Linked DNA regions of Homo sapiens: all the other regions are linked to region 2. Evidence: chromatin contacts called from ENCODE Hi-C or POLR2A ChIA-PET data. All regions are on one chromosome and are shown on one strand. Each heading gives the region's core, a stretch centred on a gene start or an enhancer-like site at or near the end of the contact. The rest is flanking DNA. Distances are from core to core; before and after follow the strand shown. Region 1 overlaps RREB1 (ras responsive element binding protein 1). Region 2 has its middle 36 kb from the start of LY86-AS1. Region 3 has its middle 34 kb from the start of RREB1. Region 4 overlaps RREB1 (ras responsive element binding protein 1). Region 5 overlaps LY86-AS1 (LY86 antisense RNA 1). Region 6 has its middle 11 kb from the start of F13A1.

Region 1 (2,749 bases), core at 228-2,727, 480 kb after region 2:
ACAACAACAGCATTCTTGCACCACTTAACTCTCCAAGATGCAGGCAGGGGAGGTGACTGCCTCATTTCTGATGTGCTTGTTAGCTACAGGAAAAGCATCTTAGTATTCTACCTTTGTCTAGGACTTGGGACTGGGAGCAGGTATTCCGTTTAAGTTTTATGTGCCATCTGTATATTTTCAAAAACATTTAACATGATCTTTATTTCAAGCTTTTATAGCCCTTTCAAGTTGCTCTAGGGGACTTAGCAAAACAGGTAGACAGTAAGTATGGATCAACTGAGCACAGGAAAGAATGGGATTTGGGAAGATCACATTGTTTGGATTTTCTGCTGATACTAAAGCTGGATTTTTACTACACAGGCAGGGAGAAATTACTGTCCTGTGGTGGACCTGGTGAGAGAGGTGGCATATGACTAAGCAAGTCAGCTGACCTCAATTAAAGGGCTGTGACCATCTGTACAATGGGACCAGTACCTCCTCCAACTGTTGGTCTCAGCTGAGTGAGATTCCCATGTCTGAGGAGGTGATCAGGGGTGATGATGACTTTTGATGGAACTGACCTCACACAGGTTTCTGGGGGAAAAAACCCACCAAACTTTATTTTAAGAATTCTAAAACAATTTTACAATTCTGATTTGAGTAGAAGTTTGATTTGAAAAGGGACTTCATCTGCACCTTCTCTCTTGCCTTTGTTTATAGATGTCAGTAATGCCCGTATTTTAAAAAGTTGAAATGAGTTATAAATTATATCTTAAGGATTTTAGTTTGTTTTGAAGAATTGTTTAATTGGCTAGGATTTCTCCCCCCTTCAGTAGCTTCAGATCCCAATGGCTAGGCAATATGGAGATAATAGTAAACAGGATTTTGTAAGAGATGTTATTTATTTATTTATTTTTAAATAGAGATAAGGTCTTGCTATGTTGCCCAGGCCGGTCTCGAACTCCTGGGCTCCAGCAACCCGCTATCCTCAGCTTCCCAAAATGTTGGGATTACAGGCATGAGCCACTACCCTCAGCCTGAGACATTATTTGAGGAGGAGGTCATGAATATATAATTAACTTAGGAGTACAAATGAAAAGTTTTCTCTTGAACCTACCTTTTTGAACAGAAGAGGTGATTTTTAGGTATAATGGTGTGCAAAGTAACAAATAACAGCCTCTAAAGACATTTAAAACAATAAATAAAGCATAAATATCTTTATTCAGGATGAACTGAGTTCTGAAGCCTGATGTTTTCAAGAGTTCTTTATTATCAGGTGGCTTGTGAAAGCCCGTCGTTAACCAAACGTGTTGTGTTTGCCTCAGAATTTTATTAAAAAGGTATGCATAGGTTCATATCCCCCTTATGTGAGGTGGCAGTGAAACAGAAACTTGATAGAAATATTGAGGAGGGGAAAAGATGAAGCCACCGCGGCACCTGGCCTCCCTCTTTCACTTCCCTTTCCAACTCTGCTCCTTTGAGATGTTCTTCGAGAAGATGGAGGAAGCTTGCTGGGTTTAGGGTCATCACCCAGGATCTGGCGACGGGAGTGCCTCAACATGGGGAGTTCCCTCCCCAAAGCCCAGAGCTAATTCGTCACATCCAGCTGCTGTCAGGAGTTGAGCAGTCCTGTCCCCTGGCTTTCCTGGGAAGGCCTGGGTGGAGGCGGCAGGAGCAGGCAAGGGACCAAGAGAGTGCCTGCTAGACCTGATGCCTCTCCCTTCCCCCCTGAGCCCCCAGGGAAGGAGCTGCCTTATAGACTCGGGTACAGGGAGGCAGGGAATAGAGGGTTGGAATCCAGAAAAGAGGGTGGAGGGCATGACTGCAGTTACTGCCATTGTCTCAGGACAGACAGACCAAGCCCTGGTACAGAAATTGTTTGGCTGTTGGCCTTTTCTCTTCAGATGTTTACATGCAGGAAGTGCCTTTGATAAAGTATGGTTTGCTAACATGAGTATGATATGCATGCGCATTTTTGGATGCCAAACACATAGGCAGATGAAACTAAGAAGCCAGATGCTAAGATAGTTGTTGATGAATTGAAACTAGCCTAACTGGCTCCACTGTTGGAGTCATTTGCTCAAACTACTCCAAACTTTTGTTTGGTCTACTGAAAACATTAGTTGGAAAGGTACAGCGTTAATTTAAGGCAGGGAAGCCTCCAGCACGTGAGAGTCGTGTCTCTCTCGGTGATGCTGGGAGGGAAGGATGGGAGATGAGAGTCATTTCACGGCCGCCTAGCTCCTCCTCTTCCTCTCCCTGCCCTGGAGCTGCAGCCTCAGCTTTCAGAGTCTCTTGCCTGGTGGTAGGCCCGGCGAGCGGTTGGATTTTAAGTATCTCAGTTATTTTCAGTATCATCAGTCATCACTTTCAGAGTTCCTTTTCTTTTTCAAGGGTACCCAGTCTAACTGTTTAGCTCCTTTTCAATAGCCCTCCTCACTCACTTACGCCTAGTCAGGAAGATTAATAATGTTAACTGATTTACTATCACTGCAAAAAGCATTAGTTAATTAGACTTTTACACCTCAGTCAGATGGCATTAGACACCCTTTGTGCACTTTAACTCAAGGATGTTAAAGACCTAAATCTTTCAGAAAAAAAGAAAAGAAAGAAAAAGGACAGGCACTTTTCCAGTTTAAGCTGCATGTTGGTCCATGTTAATTAGGCATTTGTCCTTTAGTCTGGAGGTGATAGAAAATGCCAGTTACTGTGGTATTTAACTGACATCAAACTCCTGTCCAAATAATTCAGTTGGGCCCAGCCTTCTCTC
Region 2 (2,901 bases), core at 245-2,744:
TGCCTCCCAGCATCACCTCATTGCAAGATCCAATCAGATCATGCCTCCCAGCATCACCTCATTGCAAGATCCAATCAGATCATGCCTCCCAGCATCACCTCATTGCAAGATCCAATCAGATTATGCCTCCCAGCATCACCTCATTGCAAAATCCAATCAGATCATGCCTCATGACCCCATGCTTATAAAACCTGTCCTAAACTCCAACTTGCAGAGACAGGTTGGAGTGTTTCCTCCTGTCTCCTTGCTGGTAGACTTGCAGTAAACCTTTTCTTTTCTTAAAAGCCAGTGCAGTGGGATTGGCCACAATGCACATTAGGCAGTGAGCCCATTGCTGGCTCAGTAACATCCTGACCAATCACTTTGACCCTACCCTGATTGGCTTAGCCTATGTCACATGCCCCACCCCTAGACCTGGATCAGAGTTATTCCCACTGGAACCACACATATCCTTAAGTGGAAACTGGGGAAGTTGCCAAGGGGTAAAGGGAGAGGAAGGGCATGTTTCAAACTAGGCCAAAGGACATGTCCAGATCATGTCTCGAATTAGGCCAGTTTTAAGTTCTAATTCTCTCCTAGCTGTTCACTGGGCAAGTGACTTTTATTGTCTAAGCCCCAGTTTCCTCATCTGTAGGTGCTGACCATAATAATAGTACCTATCTTGTAGAGACAGTGTGAGAATTAATGAGAAAATGCATGTAAAATGCTGAGAATAGGGCCTGGCACGTCACTCAATAAAAATAAGTCATTATTATGTTAAGGTGGGTGTTCACTTGCAGTGCTAAAGCCTCTTTTCCTAATTTACCTCTCCCATCCTCCTACATCATCAGAGCAAACAATCCTAGAAGCCCAGCCCTCACCCATAAGCCCACATTCCCTTCTGGGTCCTGAGATGGTCCCTTGGCATCTTGATTTCTTCTAAGTGTAGCTAGTTTTATTAGACCTGGCATGGGGGCATGTTCCCTGGGCCATGAACTCTGAAAAGAATTTAAGGAAAACATTTGGATACACCTTTCTGGCCCCCAAACAGAAACAATATAACCAGGCCAAAAGGGCCTATGAAAGAAAATGTGGGCCAGGTGTGGTGGTTCACTCCTGTAATCCCAGCACTTTGGGAGGCCGAGGTGGGCGGATCACTTGAGGTCAGGAGTTCGAGACCAGCCTGGCCAACGTGGTAAAACCCCGTCTCTACTAAAAATACAAAAATCAGCCTGGCGTGGTGGCACATGCCTGTAATCCCAGCTACTCAGGGGGCTGAGGCAGGGGAATCACTTGAACCCGGGAGGCAGGCAGAGGTTGCAGTGAGCGGAGATCATGCCATTGCACTCCAGCCTGGGTGACAGAGCAAGACTCTGTCTCAAAAAAAAAAAAAAAAAAGAAAATACGTGTATTTTTTTAATTAAACTTGTTTCCTGCACACAAAGACACACACCCAATGCCTGCATAACTAAATGTGACATCTGCAAATGTAACAATTACGTCTGCCTTCAGGAAAGATAATCCAAAATAGCTAGCACGAGAACAGAAAGGGCCACATCCTGATGACAACCCAGACTCGTTAGAATGGCGGAGTTTATTATCTCAACAGTTCAACTGCAGGTTTGAATTGGCCGTATTTTTCTCAATCAGCAAAACAAGTTAGTCTACCTAATTTTCCAATCATTTTATCAGGCAAGCAGGGGTCCTATAGGGCTTATAAAAGAGTTATTTTCATCTAGTTTGTAAATGTCTTCAGTTACTTAGTGTGGAACGGAAGCCTTCAGCTGCATTCAAATGCTCTGGCCTGAAATATTCTTCTCCCCTTGCGCCCAGCTTTCTTTTCACATGTGACACAAAACCACCTCCTTTCCTCCAGTGGTTTGGTCTCCTCACTTCTGTGGAAAAGGGTATGTATCAATGTTCCTTTAGCCAAAAACAATGATACCTTCTGCCAGCTGGTATTTTTCTGGATTTCCCTGAAACCCACCCAAGGGTGGAAAAACAGAAAATATCCCTGCCACCGAAGACTTTATCATATCATTTCTTTCCTTTTCTTCACTCAGAAGTGGTAGAAGAAAATTCAAGAAAGAGCCAGAGAACATCATTGACATAATCAAGGGGATGCAATAAGGTTTCCACATAAACTACAAAGATTAATATATGTGAGTGCAGAAAGATAACATCTGAGAAGGCAGAACAACCACCATGATAATAATAATTGTGTAAAAGCTAACAACGATTTGTGCAGGCTCTCTGCGCCAGCATTGTGCTCGGCCTGCATCTCAATACTTCATCTCCAGAACAGCCTGTGGGTGCGTAACACAATGGTCCACGTGATAGAAGAGGAAGTCTGGGTTTAGAGAAATTGAGGAACTGGCCTAAGGTTCCCCAGGCTTGTGAGCTCCATCAGTGAGCCAGGATTCAATTCTGTCTCACTCCAAATCCAGGCTCTTTCTACCTAATGTTGCTTGGCTGTTTGGAAAGACACCATATAATAAAGAAACACTTCATGGTTTTAGTTGCAGGCTTGCAGAATGTGTTAACTCAAGCAGCAAATGAGCTAAAAACAAAGGTAGGCTAATGACAGTTACATTAACTCAATGATGACAGCACAGAACAAAAAGGGATCATGAATACTAGTCAGTTTCATGATTTGTTCATGCTCTTCCACAAAAGCTTTTGGTCACTCACTGTCAAACCCACCTGGGTGAATGTGCCATAAGCATAATCTGGCTTTTTCACTGTTTTCTTCTTTCCCTTCGTAAATCTTTAGTCAGCACCTACGGTTTGCTGAGCATTGTATTAAGCACAATACATCAAATATAAAAAATAAATAATATATAGTATAATCCCAATTCAAACTCAGCTTATCTTTTAGGAAAAGGGAAGAAGAAGAGTACCAAAAATCTCCTGTGATGGAGA
Region 3 (3,077 bases), core at 548-3,047, 410 kb after region 2:
TATGTGCAAAGTGCTCAGAATAGTCTCAGGCACATAGTAAAATTATATAAGTGCATGAACACCAATTATGTATATCTTCTTCAATGCCCCAAGAACGTTGTGGTTTTCTTTATAAAACTTGACCTGTAGAATATACAATCCAGTCATGTGTCACTTAACGAAGGGGAGGCATCCTGAGGAATGCATCATTAGGTGATTTTGTCATTGTGTGAACATCAGAGTGTACTTACACAAACCTAGATGGTATAGCCCACTACACACCTAGGCTATATGGTATGTAGCTTATGGCTCCAAGGCTACAAACCTGTACAGCATGTTATTGTACAGAATACTGTAGGCAACTGTAACACAACAGAAATTATTTGTGTCTCTAAACATATGTAAACATAGAAAAGGTACAGTGAAAATATGGTGTTATAAGGAATGTGTATATACTATCCCTCATGGGACCCCTGTCATATATGCAGTCCATTGTTGACTGAAATGCTGCAACTGTGTGTATTCCTACATCTCCCTACATACGTAGAATATATTATATTACATATGTATTAGTGTATAGTAAATATTCCTACATATCATATAATATATAGGAATATATATAACTTTTAAAATATATTAAAATACCTTAAAACTTTTGATGCTCTTATAAGTGGTATTTTTAAGTGTTTCTGTGTACAGTGTTGTGTTTAGTTAGTATGTTTTAAGAGCTGATTATGACCATCTTTGATAAATACTTAAATACTTGTGTTGCATGAGGTACTGCTTGGAGGCTGGGCACAGTGGCTCATGCTTGTAATCCCAGGACTTTGGGAGGCCGAGGTGGGCAGAACACTTGAGGTCAGGAGTTCGAGACCAGCCTGGCCAATGTGGTGAAACCCCCATCTCTACTAAAAATACAAAAACGAGCCGGGCGTGGTGGTGGACACCTGTAATCCCAGCTACTAAGGAGGCTGAGGCACGAGAATTGCTTGAAGGCAGGAGGTGGAGGTTAAAGTGAGCCGAGATTGTGCCATTGCAATCCAGCCTGGGCGACAAGAGCCAAACTCCGTCTCAAAAAAAAACAAAACAAAACAAAACAAAAAGAGAGAGAGAGAGATACTGCCTGGGACCAGAAATATGGACACTTTTATCTGGCTGATGGCCCATCACGATTACTGCTCTGTTCTCACAGGGTTGAACATTTTACTCACTTTACATGATTTTAAACCACTGTATCCCATTGACTTCTGTTGTTGAAACAGAGGATTTTGGCAGCCTGGTTCATTTTCTCTTGTATATCAGGTTCTTTGGGTTCACTATTTTCTTTTTAATAAGATCATGATATTTCAGTGTTTACCTATAGCTCACCCACCATTTAGGTTTTATTTCCAGTGCTCTCATGCTTCCCTAAATCCTGTACGAAAGATGCTATGTCAGGAGGCACGGTGACTCAGGCCTGTTGTCCTGGCACATAAGAAGGCGAGGTCAGGTGTTTGAGACTAGACTGAGCAACATAGGAAGCTCTCATCTATTAAAAAAACAACAAAAAAACCAAAAACAAAAAAACATGCTATGTCCTTGGCTATTCGAGCCACAGCTTTGTGCATTGACACACATCCAGCATCAGCAAGCTTTTTCTAAATGAGAACAAGCGTCATTCCTTTGTCCATTTGTCAGACTTGTCACATATGTCTCTATGGGATTATAGTTTTTTTAAAAAAAGAAAAGAAAGTAAAGGGGGAAATATCTGTAGGTTCCCCTTGCCTGTGTGTTCCTCTGCTTTCAGCTCTTCAGCACAGGCAGTCTCGGTCACGTGGCCCTGCTCACGCAGGGCCCAGACCCACGCTGCGAAGCTCTGTATGATTGTGTTTTGGGTTGCAGGAGGCAGAAACTCAAAGTGAAACCAATGAAAAAAACCAATGTGTTCTTAATGGTTTTTACCTAAACCATAAATCCCTCTCTTCGAGGGAGAGGGGAATCACCCAAGATTTGGCCCAGTTCCCTCATTAAGTTCCAGGGCTATATTTGTCTGTATTTTTTCTTTTCTTTTCTTTTTTTTTTTTTTTTTTTGTTCATATGTGTGTCAGTTTGGTGACGACCTGTGTCCAACTCACTCAAGGAAGATATTTAAAATGCAGATTCCAGGGCCTGATCTAGACTAAGGGAATAAGACAGTGGGAAGAGGAGGAGGTAGAGAGTTGAGTCTCCTGACTCCCTGGTGGTGCTGACAGTCAAACAGGACTTACTAACAATGATGAAGGTATTATGGGCTCAGATTTTTATCCATCACTACATTATCACTAAATTTTTTTTTTTTTTTGAGACCAAGTCTCACTCTGTTGCCCAGGCTGGAGTGCAGTGGTGTGATCTTGGCTCACTGCAACATCCGCCTCCTGGGCTCAAGCGATTCTCCTGCTTCAGCCTCCCGAGTAGCTGGGACTACAGGCGCACACCACCATGCCCAGCTAATATTTGTATTTTTAGTAGAGACGAGGTTTCACCATGTTGGCCAGGATGGTCTCGATCTCTTGACCTCGTGATCTGCCCACCTCAGCCTCCAAAGTGCCAGGATTACAGGTGAGAGCCACCGTGCCAGGCTTAATTTTTATATTTTTAGTGGACACAGGGTTTCACCATGTTGGCCAGCCTGGCCTCGAACTCCTGACCTCAGGTCATCCACCTGCCTCAGCCTCCCAAAGTGCTGGGATTACAGGCATAAGCCACTGCGCCTGGCCTAATGGAACATTTTTTACCAGGTTTAAAATAAGATATCTAATGCCAGATGCTGTGGCGCACACCTTTAGTCCCAGCTGCTTGGGAGGCTGAGGCAGGAGGTTTGCTTGAGCCCAGGAGTTTGAGACCTGCCTGGGCAACATAGTGAAACCGCATGTCTATATGAATAAAATAAATAAATAAATAAATAAATAAATAAATAAAATAAATGAAATAAGATAGCTAACACTTATTAAGTGCCATGTGTCAGGCAGGCACTTCACATTTAAACCTATGTGTAGGCTACTATTGTTAGTCCCACTTTATAGAAAAGGAAACTGAGGCACATAGAGTTTAAATGCTTTGCCCTGAGTCAAACACCTGAG
Region 4 (2,900 bases), core at 290-2,789, 500 kb after region 2:
TGCTCTGCAGACCTGAAAGGTCCTATGCGATTCTCTTACATACTTCTTAGTTCCCTCTCCCCAATTCTTTTAATTTTGTGTATTTCATGAATTTTGTAGTCTTAAGTTGTTAATTGAGGTGTTCTGGATTGTAATGTGTTTTGGTGTGTGTGTGTGACAGTGAAGGAGGTATTAATCTTTGTGAGAGGGTTTTTTTTTTTTTTTTTTTTTGAGGAAAATATTTTTAATGTTTCATTCCACAGTCTGGTAAGTTGTATACTGTTGACAGCTCATTACCTACATGTTAAACTGCAAAATGTTCCTAGATTAGTAGAACTATTATTTTTTTTTAAAAAAAGTAGCTTTGTGGTTAAATTCTGATGCCCTTAAAGAGATCACTTTCTCCTGTTTTGGCAAAACAAGTTATCAGTCCACACGTGATTACATAAATAAAATTGAAACCCTTTACTCTTGCTCCTCCCTACTCAATTAAAGTCAAGGGATTCCAGTAGTGGTATACACACACACACACACACACACACACACACAAATCCTCCAATGTATTTACTTTTCACATTTTTAATACATTTTAGCGGACTGAGCTTTCTAAATTATTAGCAACTAGTACATAATCATGTTGCAGTAAATAATTTTTTTAGTTAGTGAGAAACAGACCGAAAATAGGAGGTTAAAAACAGTTCATCTGTTTTGGTGAATAGAAGTGAATGAGAGTAGGGTAGAAATTCTGGCTGATTTTATAAAATATCTCAGATCTGTTTGATAGGTTGGGCTTAAGACTGATGATGTGGGCATCCTCTTTATAATGAAGTCAGGCTAAGCGAAGCTATGTTGAAGTATCAAACAAAGCCTGAAATCCCAGTGGCTCAACCCATAAAGTGCCGTTGCTTGTTGGTGTAGAATCCTCTGCAGGTCTGGCAGCTCTCTAGTATAGCTCCCTTACAAGTGGTAACCCAGGGATCCAGGCTGCTCTTGTCTTATAGCTACTCTGTCATTACACATGCTTCCAGGTTGCCACCACAAGGAAAGAGCTAGTGGGTTACATACTGACTTTGAAAGGCTGCAGTCTGGAAGTGATGGCTGGTACTTGTGCTCACAGCTCATTGGCCAGGACTAGTCATGTGACCTGCCTGACCACAAAGGTATACGGTTGCCAGGAAATATGGAAGAATATGTGGATATTCTTTGAGCAGTGAGCATCTTTGCTTTATTCTCCTTTTCCATTTCATCTCCATAAGGTTCTCTATGCACATAAACTAGATGAAGCTTAGGCCTGAAGCCTAGAACATAATGACACTTTGGTTCTCAAAGTGTGGTCCCCAGACAAGCAGCATTAGCATCACCTGGGAACTTGTTAGAAACACAGATTCCTAGGCCCCACTCCAGCCCTGCTGAATCAGAAATGTGGAGGTGGGGCCCAGAAATCTGTTATCATAAGCTCTCCAGGTGCATACTAAAGTTTGAAAATGACTGCCCAGTGGGAGTACAATGTTTGTAGCACCTGTTGAACTCATCACTGGGGACGTGAAGGACTAATAGACACTTGCTAATGTGAACGTACAGTATGTGTGCTCAGGTGTGAGCATGTATATGATAATAAAAAGCACTGAGGGATGGTATCATGTGTGCCAGACAGGTTTTAGCACTTTATAGATTTGACTAATCTATTTCTCAGAACAGTCATATGATTTCAGTATTATTATTGTCTCCATCTCACAGATGAGGAAATTGCAGAACTGAGAGGTTCCCTAACTGTCTAAGGGTCAGGCCACTTACCACTGCTGGCAAGTGGTAGAGGCAGGATTTGCGATGTGGTTCCAGAGCCTACTCCTTAACTACCATGCAATTCCGCTTGTTCATCTTTGGGTGGTTACCCACCGGGCCTTAAGGTAGTCTTTTCATTTTTTCTTGAATGGAGACAGTCTGTCAGAGTTCGCAGGAAGTGTGGTGTGCTGGTGACAGTTCACATTCCAAGTTAAGCCCCCTTACCACGAGCTTCATTCGTTGGTGGTTTACGTGTGGGGGGTGCTGGTGACAGTGTTGGTCAATACTAGAGGGGCATGGCTAGGCAGCAGCTGCCCAGTCATTTAAAACTGAACAATAAATAGAACGGGGTTGTTAGGGGCGGAACGAAGGGGCCTAGTGGGAAGTGGTTTCTCAGAGGGAGATAGTTCAGTCGCACTAGAAGAATATTTTCTTCAGTTAACCTATGTGTAATTTTCAGGCTTATGAGAAGAAAGGCCCTGTTCTCATCACCCTCCCTTTTGATTCTTCTTTGGTCTTTTTCCATCATCCATCTGCCTGCCCTGAGATGCTCATCTGAGGCCTGATTCCATCAGGTGGTCTGAAGAAGGTTTCTATGAAGTCTTTATGAGCTGGACTTCAGTTTTGTTTTGTTTGTTTGTTTGTCTGAGACAGAGCTTTGCTCTGTTGCCCAGGCTGGAGTGCAGTGGCACGATCTTGGCTCACTGCAACTTCCGTCTCCCGGGTTTAAGCGATTCTCCTGCCTCACTCAGCCTCCCGAGTGGCTGGGATTATAGGCCTGTGCCACCACACCCAGCTAATTTTCATATTTTTGGTAGAGACAGGGTTTCACCCTGTTGGCCTGGCTAGTCTCGAACTCCTGACCTCAGGTGATTGGCCTGCCTCAGCCTCCCAAGGTGCTGGGATTACAGGCGTGAGCCACAGCATCCGGCCAGGACTTAAGTTTTAATAGAGAAAATGTGTTTTCCCTTCCAAGAAACCTGATAAAATAGTTTCCTCCCCTTGCACTTGGGAAATCCAGATAGAGTTAGATGTGATTTAATCTTTTGAATTTTGAACTGATTGAAAAGGATTTTCCAAGTGACATTAAGAACTTGCATCCTTTTAAATTTTTTAATTATTAACTGCATTTTCTTTCT
Region 5 (2,767 bases), core at 268-2,767, 270 kb before region 2:
TTTAAGTTCTAGGGTACATGTGAACAACACGCAGGTTTGTTACATATGTATAAATTTTTATGTCCACTTAATAAGTAAATTCATAATTATCACCTTCTCATCAATAACAAAGAAATGAAAGAATGCAAGGTAGTTCTATTCAATGTGGGCGTGTTTCCTCCAATCATGAAGACACTCTTAAACCCCAGCTTAGCCATCATTGTTGAAGAGTTTAGCGTGCTGCCTAAATAGACTAGATGCTTAATACTTATTTGTTGAATGAATAGAAATAAATCTATTTTCAGGGAATAAAACAACATCAGAAATCTAATCCTATTTCTCTTCTGGCATAGGACTACAGCTATTGAGCACTTGAAATCTGGCTAGTCTGAGTTGAGATGTACTCTAAATATAAAAGCAGCACTGGATTTCAGTCCTAGGATGTAGAATATTTTATTAGTAATTTTATATTGAATATTGATTATATGTTGAAACAATCATATTTTGGGTGTATTGAATTAAATAAAATACATTATTAAAGTTAACTTCACTTGTTTCTTTTTACTTTTTAAATATGACTTGTAGAGATTTTAAAATTATATGCCCAGCTTATATGCTATTTCTATTGGACAATGTCGTTGCAGACCCCTCTGTGGGTGCTACTGAACTCCTATTCATATTTTGGCAATGAAGAGGAGTTATTTGTTCTATGGGGGGCCCGTTCCATTGTATGGTAGCAGCCTAATTGAAAGAATATTAAGTTGAAATTAGTTTTTCTATCATTTCCATACTTCAATCCCAGGCAAATGCCCCACCCTCACCTTGTAATTTCATCGGTCAAATGAGGCAGCTGCGCTAGGTGACCTTGAGGCCCTCTCCCTGTCCAGCCATGTAGGAATCCTCTATTCCTGCCCTCCTCCCCCTTCCACCCAACAGCCCTCCAAATCCTTTCAGGCAGCCCTCAGATCTCTTCTTAGCTTCTGCCAGCTTTTCTCAGCTCCTCAGCACCTCTGAGAGCTTTGCAAATCATCCCTTCACAGCATCATCATAAAATATCTCACCGGAGCCAGTTTGAGGGGGAGGCAGCTTTTGCAGCTCCCAAGAGGGCAGATGCCACTCCCTGCCACCAGGTCTCCATGGCCCCTCCCACACTTGGAGAGTGAGGGCTCCGGGGAGGGTGGCTCTACTTCACTGCAGAGAAAATGCAGTCGGTGAGAGAAAGAGATACACTGAGGCTCCAGAGAGTGTAAAACAAGCATCTCGTCACAAAACAGAGAGGAAACTAAGTCTGGGATTTATTGCTGAGTCCCTTCTTCTGATAAAGAAGCCAGAGGAGCATCAACATTTTCCTTGGAGTCGGGAGTCCTTGGCACCCTCTCTCTGCAGAGTGAGTTCCATCTGAAAACTCTCCTTGGCTGCTCATGCCAATCTGCCTTTCTTCCAAACAAGGACATGAAATCACTCTCTCTAGAACGCAGATTCCATAAGGCTCCAGAAAGAGACTAGGTTTCATTTTAGCCATCAAGGCCCTCTGGCCCCATGCGCTGTTAGCTGGGTGGCCCCTCTTGGCAGAATGACTTCAAAGGGTATTTCCCACCTAAAAGGCCAAATATGTTTTTATAGTTACACCCTCACAGCTTCATTCTTCAACTCAGTGTCTCAGTTCCCTTTTTGCTGATTTCAAATAATGTCCTAGCAGCTTAGACTTATTGCTTTCCCCCTTTCTGTTCAGGTTTTGGGGAAATATTATATTATATATATATTATATATTAATATATATAATAAATAAATATATATATATATATATCATATATATGTTAAAAGAATCAGACTGTAAGCCATTGCCAGTGCACCCCTCAATTATCGGTGAGTCTCTTTCTTAGGAGTCAGCAGTCACTCAGCTCCGTGATACTGCATCTGTGTTGGGCTACACATAAGACAATGATCTACTCCTGGTGTGTTTTGTTTCCACAAATGACTGCACATATTTCCAAATTTTTCAATTGCTTAAGAATAATTGCAGCCCCCAAAGGCCAGTTGTTTGCAAGTCATTTCCCTTGGCATAGACAATCTAATCCATGATCCATATTGGATGCAACTCTCCTGATGTCCTCGACACCCAGAATTTGCCAATACATGTTTTTGAAATTAAGAAGAATTAATACATGAGGCTGGGCTTCTCTAGTCCTGTCTTAATCATGGGTAAAATTCAGCATGGGCTGTATTCCTTTCAGCAATGCCCACGCCATGCCAGCTACTGGACTTGGAGAACTTGAGGAGTGAAGACAACAGGCAATTATCATACTGTAAATGTGTACTGTGTTAGGGATGGTATAGGCAAGACTCAAATCAGCACCTTGGCACCATCAGAGCTAGTTTAGCTGTTTATAGCTCAGACTCATTTTGGTTGGTCAGAAGAGACTCCGACCTAGCTGGTGGGGGCAGTGGGACAGTTGATAAGCCCTGGAGGATTTGTCAACACCCATGGGACCAACAGAGGCAACAAACTCAAACTTTTCCAGTGAGGATGAAAGCCACACAACCCTGTCACTGTATCTTTGGGCTGACCCTCTGACCTCTTAGATGCTGAATCCACCCCTGCCTTCCTGTTCCTGCCACTGCTGTCTTCCTCACCAGGCCCTTCATGCTTGCCTCCCATCAACTGTCTCAGGTCCTGATGCCTGGCAGCCACCCAGACCCAGTATAGCGTATTTTGTCCTCGGGGCTTTTCAGAAGCCTTGAGCTTCTTGACAAACTTTCGCTCCAGTTGGAGGGAGGTCATGTGGTA
Region 6 (2,838 bases), core at 3-2,502, 330 kb before region 2:
ATTTATCTATCTATTATTGACAGACTTTGTGATGAGTAGGAAATTGTATCTATCTTTAAGGCCTGCAGTCAAGAAGGGGAAACTATATTAAAAGCTAGTGTTTTGGAATTTCGTCAACAAGTCTGTTTCCACGATTTAATAGACTTCAAAATATTCTGTGTTTTCCTCCTATAACAAATATGTTCCTTGTGGACCTAATCTGGCATATAATATATGTACAAAAATACAAGTTAATTAATGAATTAAAGTCAGTGGAATCTCTTATGTCAGTGAAAGCAATAGGGTTGCTGACAAAAAAAGAAAGTAAAAGTTTTTAGTGAATTGTATATGCACCACTGGTTTTTATTTCACCTTTATCTTAAACAGTCAGCCACTCACTTAAACTTTGGCTTCTGAGGCTGAGAGCCACATAAAAGGGAGCACTAAATAACTGCAAGTGTAAAGAATGATTTGTGCTCCCTAAAATGCTTTATTCATACAAGGGAACTGAGGCTTGGAGAGGCAAAGGGGCTTGCTCATAATCACACACCTGGCACATTACGGATTTCAGACTCAAACAGACATTTTTAAAACCAAGTCCATTGTCTTGGCTAAAGTACACCTTCTCCAAACTCCTATCTTTCTCTTACTCAAAATTTCCCTTCAAATCTACACATTCCAAGATCTCTCTTAGAGCTGGGCCCATGGTGCTCCTGGAAGATATGATTGGATTTCTCCTCACCCTCTGAGCAGTGTAGGCACAGGTCTTCTGGTGCAGGGGATGGGGACATTAGAATGTGGCAGCTAGCTGGTACCTATTGGAGACCACCCCTGTAGGTGGGGTGACTCTACCACTCTGGTCTGTCAACAGAATAGTTTTTATGGGACCCTCATACGGGTCAGGGACTCTGTTATGTGCTGCAAGGGATTTGCAGGGAGCAAGAGAGAGGTCCTTTCCCGCAAAAGACTTACGGTCAGCCCCTAAGCTTCTCGGTGAAGGGAAGAGCAACATTGAACATCCGTCTTGGACACCTTGCCCCTTGGTTCTTCTATCTCACGAGTGCCTCGCAGTGGCTCTGCCTGTGGACCCTTACTCATGTTCTCTGGACCAGGGTTGTTAACCATAGCAGGTTAGAACTGCCCATTTATTCTAAATACAACAGCCAACTACCATCTTTATTTCAACCCTCACTTCCCACCACTTCTTCTCTAGTCTCAAAATGCCTTTCAGCATAGGCAGGAAATATGACAGAAGAAAGTCCCAGTCGAACAAACAATAACCGAAAATGCTCTTTGTTGCTGGGCCTTGGCGATCAAAGCCCTGCACATGTTTGCCAGCTGTAGTTCAGATGGTTTCTATTTCACTCAGCATTAATTTTTTATGAAATCTGTGGCCCAGGGGCCCATAAGCGGCTTTTAGTTCTTCATTCTATACTGTCTGGTCTAATTGCCAAGGCATGGTAAGACTCAGATTTTAAGGTGTCGTTAATGTATTTACCAGCCTTCCGGTCTACAGGCAGGCTCACCTCTTTGTGTGGGATTTTAATCATGTTTTGTTTTTAGAAAGGAAATGAAGGTATTCTTGGACTAAATATACTTGCTTTTCTTTGGATTTATTATCAGTATTTCACATCAGCGAGACAGCATACACAACACTGCCAATCCCAAACCTCAGACTTTATCTTCCAGTTTAAGTTTGATTCTTAAGAAGCATATGGAGTCTGTGCAGTGGAGGTAAGGCCTGTTTAAAATGAAGGCTGTTGTTTGTATGAAACATGCTTATTTAGTAGTTTATGATAAGGGGCCTGCTGACCCCAAAGGCTATCTTTCTTCTCACTTAGCAGCAGCAGCCTGGACTTTGTTTCAGATCGTCTCTGGATGCTGTAGCAAAGCCAGCAAGTGACTCACTGTCTGTCCTCAAACTCTTTGCAGCCCCCATTACTGAAGAGCCCCACAGACAACTTAGAAAACACAGTGATGGGAAAGTGACAGTGTTTGCAGAGTTGCTGGTTGCCAGGGGTCTACATGCAAGGCCAGTGCCGCGATCATTTTCATGAATTTCAGATGTCCTTTCTCTTGCCAACTTCGTGTGTTTTCTGAAAAATAATAAGAAAAAAAAAAAAACCCAGTCATCTGGCCTTACTTCCTTAAACCGAAGCTATTAGAGGTATCCAGGATCTGACTAGGGCAGCTAATTTTCTTTCAGTAGTGATTATAGCTGCACACCCTGCACAAACCGCATGCAAGACTCCCCCTCAACATAATTTTACATGCTTCACTTCTCCAATTGGCTCCAACTGTTAACAGAGCCCAGGTTTTGCATACACAGCCACACTTGGGGAGAAAGAAAAATACTTTGTTGCAGGCAGTTTTGCCTTGATACTTGGCACTACTCCATTTCCTGACTGCGTTACACTCCCTTCCCTCCCAGGTACCTGAGACTTCTTCATGCATCTGAGTGTCTGGCTTTTGATGCAGCTCCTGGTTAGGAACCAGCCCTCTCCATGGTCATTAGCTTCCTTTTTTTTTTAAAAAAAAAAAAAAAAAACTACCATCTAGTAGGCAGCTTCTTCGGCACTATTGTTAATCTGAGAATTTGCTAGTACTTAACTCACTCTTCACACGCCATAAAAATCTCTATTCTTTGAAGTGTCTAAGTGTGTGATGGCTGAATGTGTTGGGAGGAGCTGTGTTTCAATATGTTTTTTACTTTTGTTCTCAGGCCAGAGAAATTTCATTCAGTTTCATGTGTTCAGTCCTTGAAACAAAAGGCAGTGCTTCTATTTGAAGCTTTGGTTCATTTAAAGGAAGTAATCAATTCTGTTCTGTGAGTATTCACTGAATACTTCCTAGGACCTA

What was found. A loop is a pair of places that touch in the nucleus more often than their neighbours do. ChIA-PET counts read pairs that join two places held with the same protein, here RNA polymerase II (POLR2A). Pooled maps may share reads with other maps.
Region 1: a map of naive thymus-derived CD4-positive, alpha-beta T cell shows a loop between it and region 2 (2.7-fold over the local background). The contact joins two enhancer-like sites. A Hi-C loop is called at or near these places in 1 of 168 maps with a recorded cell type or tissue (naive thymus-derived CD4-positive, alpha-beta T cell) and 7 of 50 pooled maps. POLR2A ChIA-PET finds 5 or more read pairs at or near these places in 5 of 52 experiments (activated CD4-positive, alpha-beta T cell, activated T-cell, activated naive CD4-positive, alpha-beta T cell and 1 more).
Region 3: a pooled map shows a loop between it and region 2 (4-fold over the local background). The contact joins two enhancer-like sites. A Hi-C loop is called at or near these places in 4 of 50 pooled maps. POLR2A ChIA-PET finds 5 or more read pairs at or near these places in 3 of 52 experiments (B cell, K562 and activated B cell).
Region 4: a pooled map shows a loop between it and region 2 (2.2-fold over the local background). The contact joins two enhancer-like sites. A Hi-C loop is called at or near these places in 2 of 50 pooled maps. POLR2A ChIA-PET finds 5 or more read pairs at or near these places in 4 of 52 experiments (T-cell, activated T-cell and activated naive CD4-positive, alpha-beta T cell).
Region 5: a loop to region 2 is called in a map with no recorded cell type, with 3 times the contacts of the local background. The contact joins two enhancer-like sites. A Hi-C loop is called at or near these places in 3 of 37 single-sample maps with no recorded cell type and 2 of 50 pooled maps. POLR2A ChIA-PET finds 5 or more read pairs at or near these places in 2 of 52 experiments (Caco-2 and OCI-LY7).
Region 6: a loop to region 2 is called in a pooled map, with 5 times the contacts of the local background. The contact joins two enhancer-like sites. A Hi-C loop is called at or near these places in 6 of 37 single-sample maps with no recorded cell type and 4 of 50 pooled maps. POLR2A ChIA-PET finds 5 or more read pairs at or near these places in 2 of 52 experiments (A673 and activated B cell).

The regions. Positions count from the first base shown.
Region 1 is chr6:7,135,559-7,138,307 of GRCh38, forward strand. All of the region lies in intron 1 of RREB1 (ras responsive element binding protein 1), which reads left to right. Among named protein-coding and RNA genes, the nearest start is that of RREB1, 29 kb to the left of the region's middle. RefSeq lists an enhancer at 1,454-1,523. Within about 2 kb of position 1,478, at least 32 of the 41 ENCODE cell types and tissues checked have a DNase peak (open chromatin) inside an H3K27ac peak, as active enhancers do.
Region 2 is chr6:6,657,562-6,660,462 of GRCh38, forward strand. No RefSeq gene overlaps it. Among named protein-coding and RNA genes, the nearest start is that of LY86-AS1, 36 kb to the left of the region's middle. Within about 2 kb of position 1,495, at least 8 of the 41 ENCODE cell types and tissues checked have a DNase peak (open chromatin) inside an H3K27ac peak, as active enhancers do; they include B cell, where a contact is called at or near this core.
Region 3 is chr6:7,072,139-7,075,215 of GRCh38, forward strand. No RefSeq gene overlaps it. Among named protein-coding and RNA genes, the nearest start is that of RREB1, 34 kb to the right of the region's middle. RefSeq lists an enhancer at 1,522-1,761. Within about 2 kb of position 1,798, at least 5 of the 41 ENCODE cell types and tissues checked have a DNase peak (open chromatin) inside an H3K27ac peak, as active enhancers do; they include B cell, where a contact is called at or near this core.
Region 4 is chr6:7,152,917-7,155,816 of GRCh38, forward strand. All of the region lies in intron 1 of RREB1 (ras responsive element binding protein 1), which reads left to right. Among named protein-coding and RNA genes, the nearest start is that of RREB1, 46 kb to the left of the region's middle. Within about 2 kb of position 1,540, at least 5 of the 41 ENCODE cell types and tissues checked have a DNase peak (open chromatin) inside an H3K27ac peak, as active enhancers do.
Region 5 is chr6:6,389,879-6,392,645 of GRCh38, forward strand. The region is part of intron 4 of LY86-AS1 (LY86 antisense RNA 1); the gene reads right to left. Among named protein-coding and RNA genes, the nearest start is that of F13A1, 71 kb to the left of the region's middle. RefSeq lists enhancers at 1,426-1,475, 2,424-2,593, 2,724-2,767. Within about 2 kb of position 1,518, at least 6 of the 41 ENCODE cell types and tissues checked have a DNase peak (open chromatin) inside an H3K27ac peak, as active enhancers do.
Region 6 is chr6:6,330,244-6,333,081 of GRCh38, forward strand. No RefSeq gene overlaps it. Among named protein-coding and RNA genes, the nearest start is that of F13A1, 11 kb to the left of the region's middle. RefSeq lists an enhancer at 1,569-1,618. Within about 2 kb of position 1,253, at least 3 of the 41 ENCODE cell types and tissues checked have a DNase peak (open chromatin) inside an H3K27ac peak, as active enhancers do.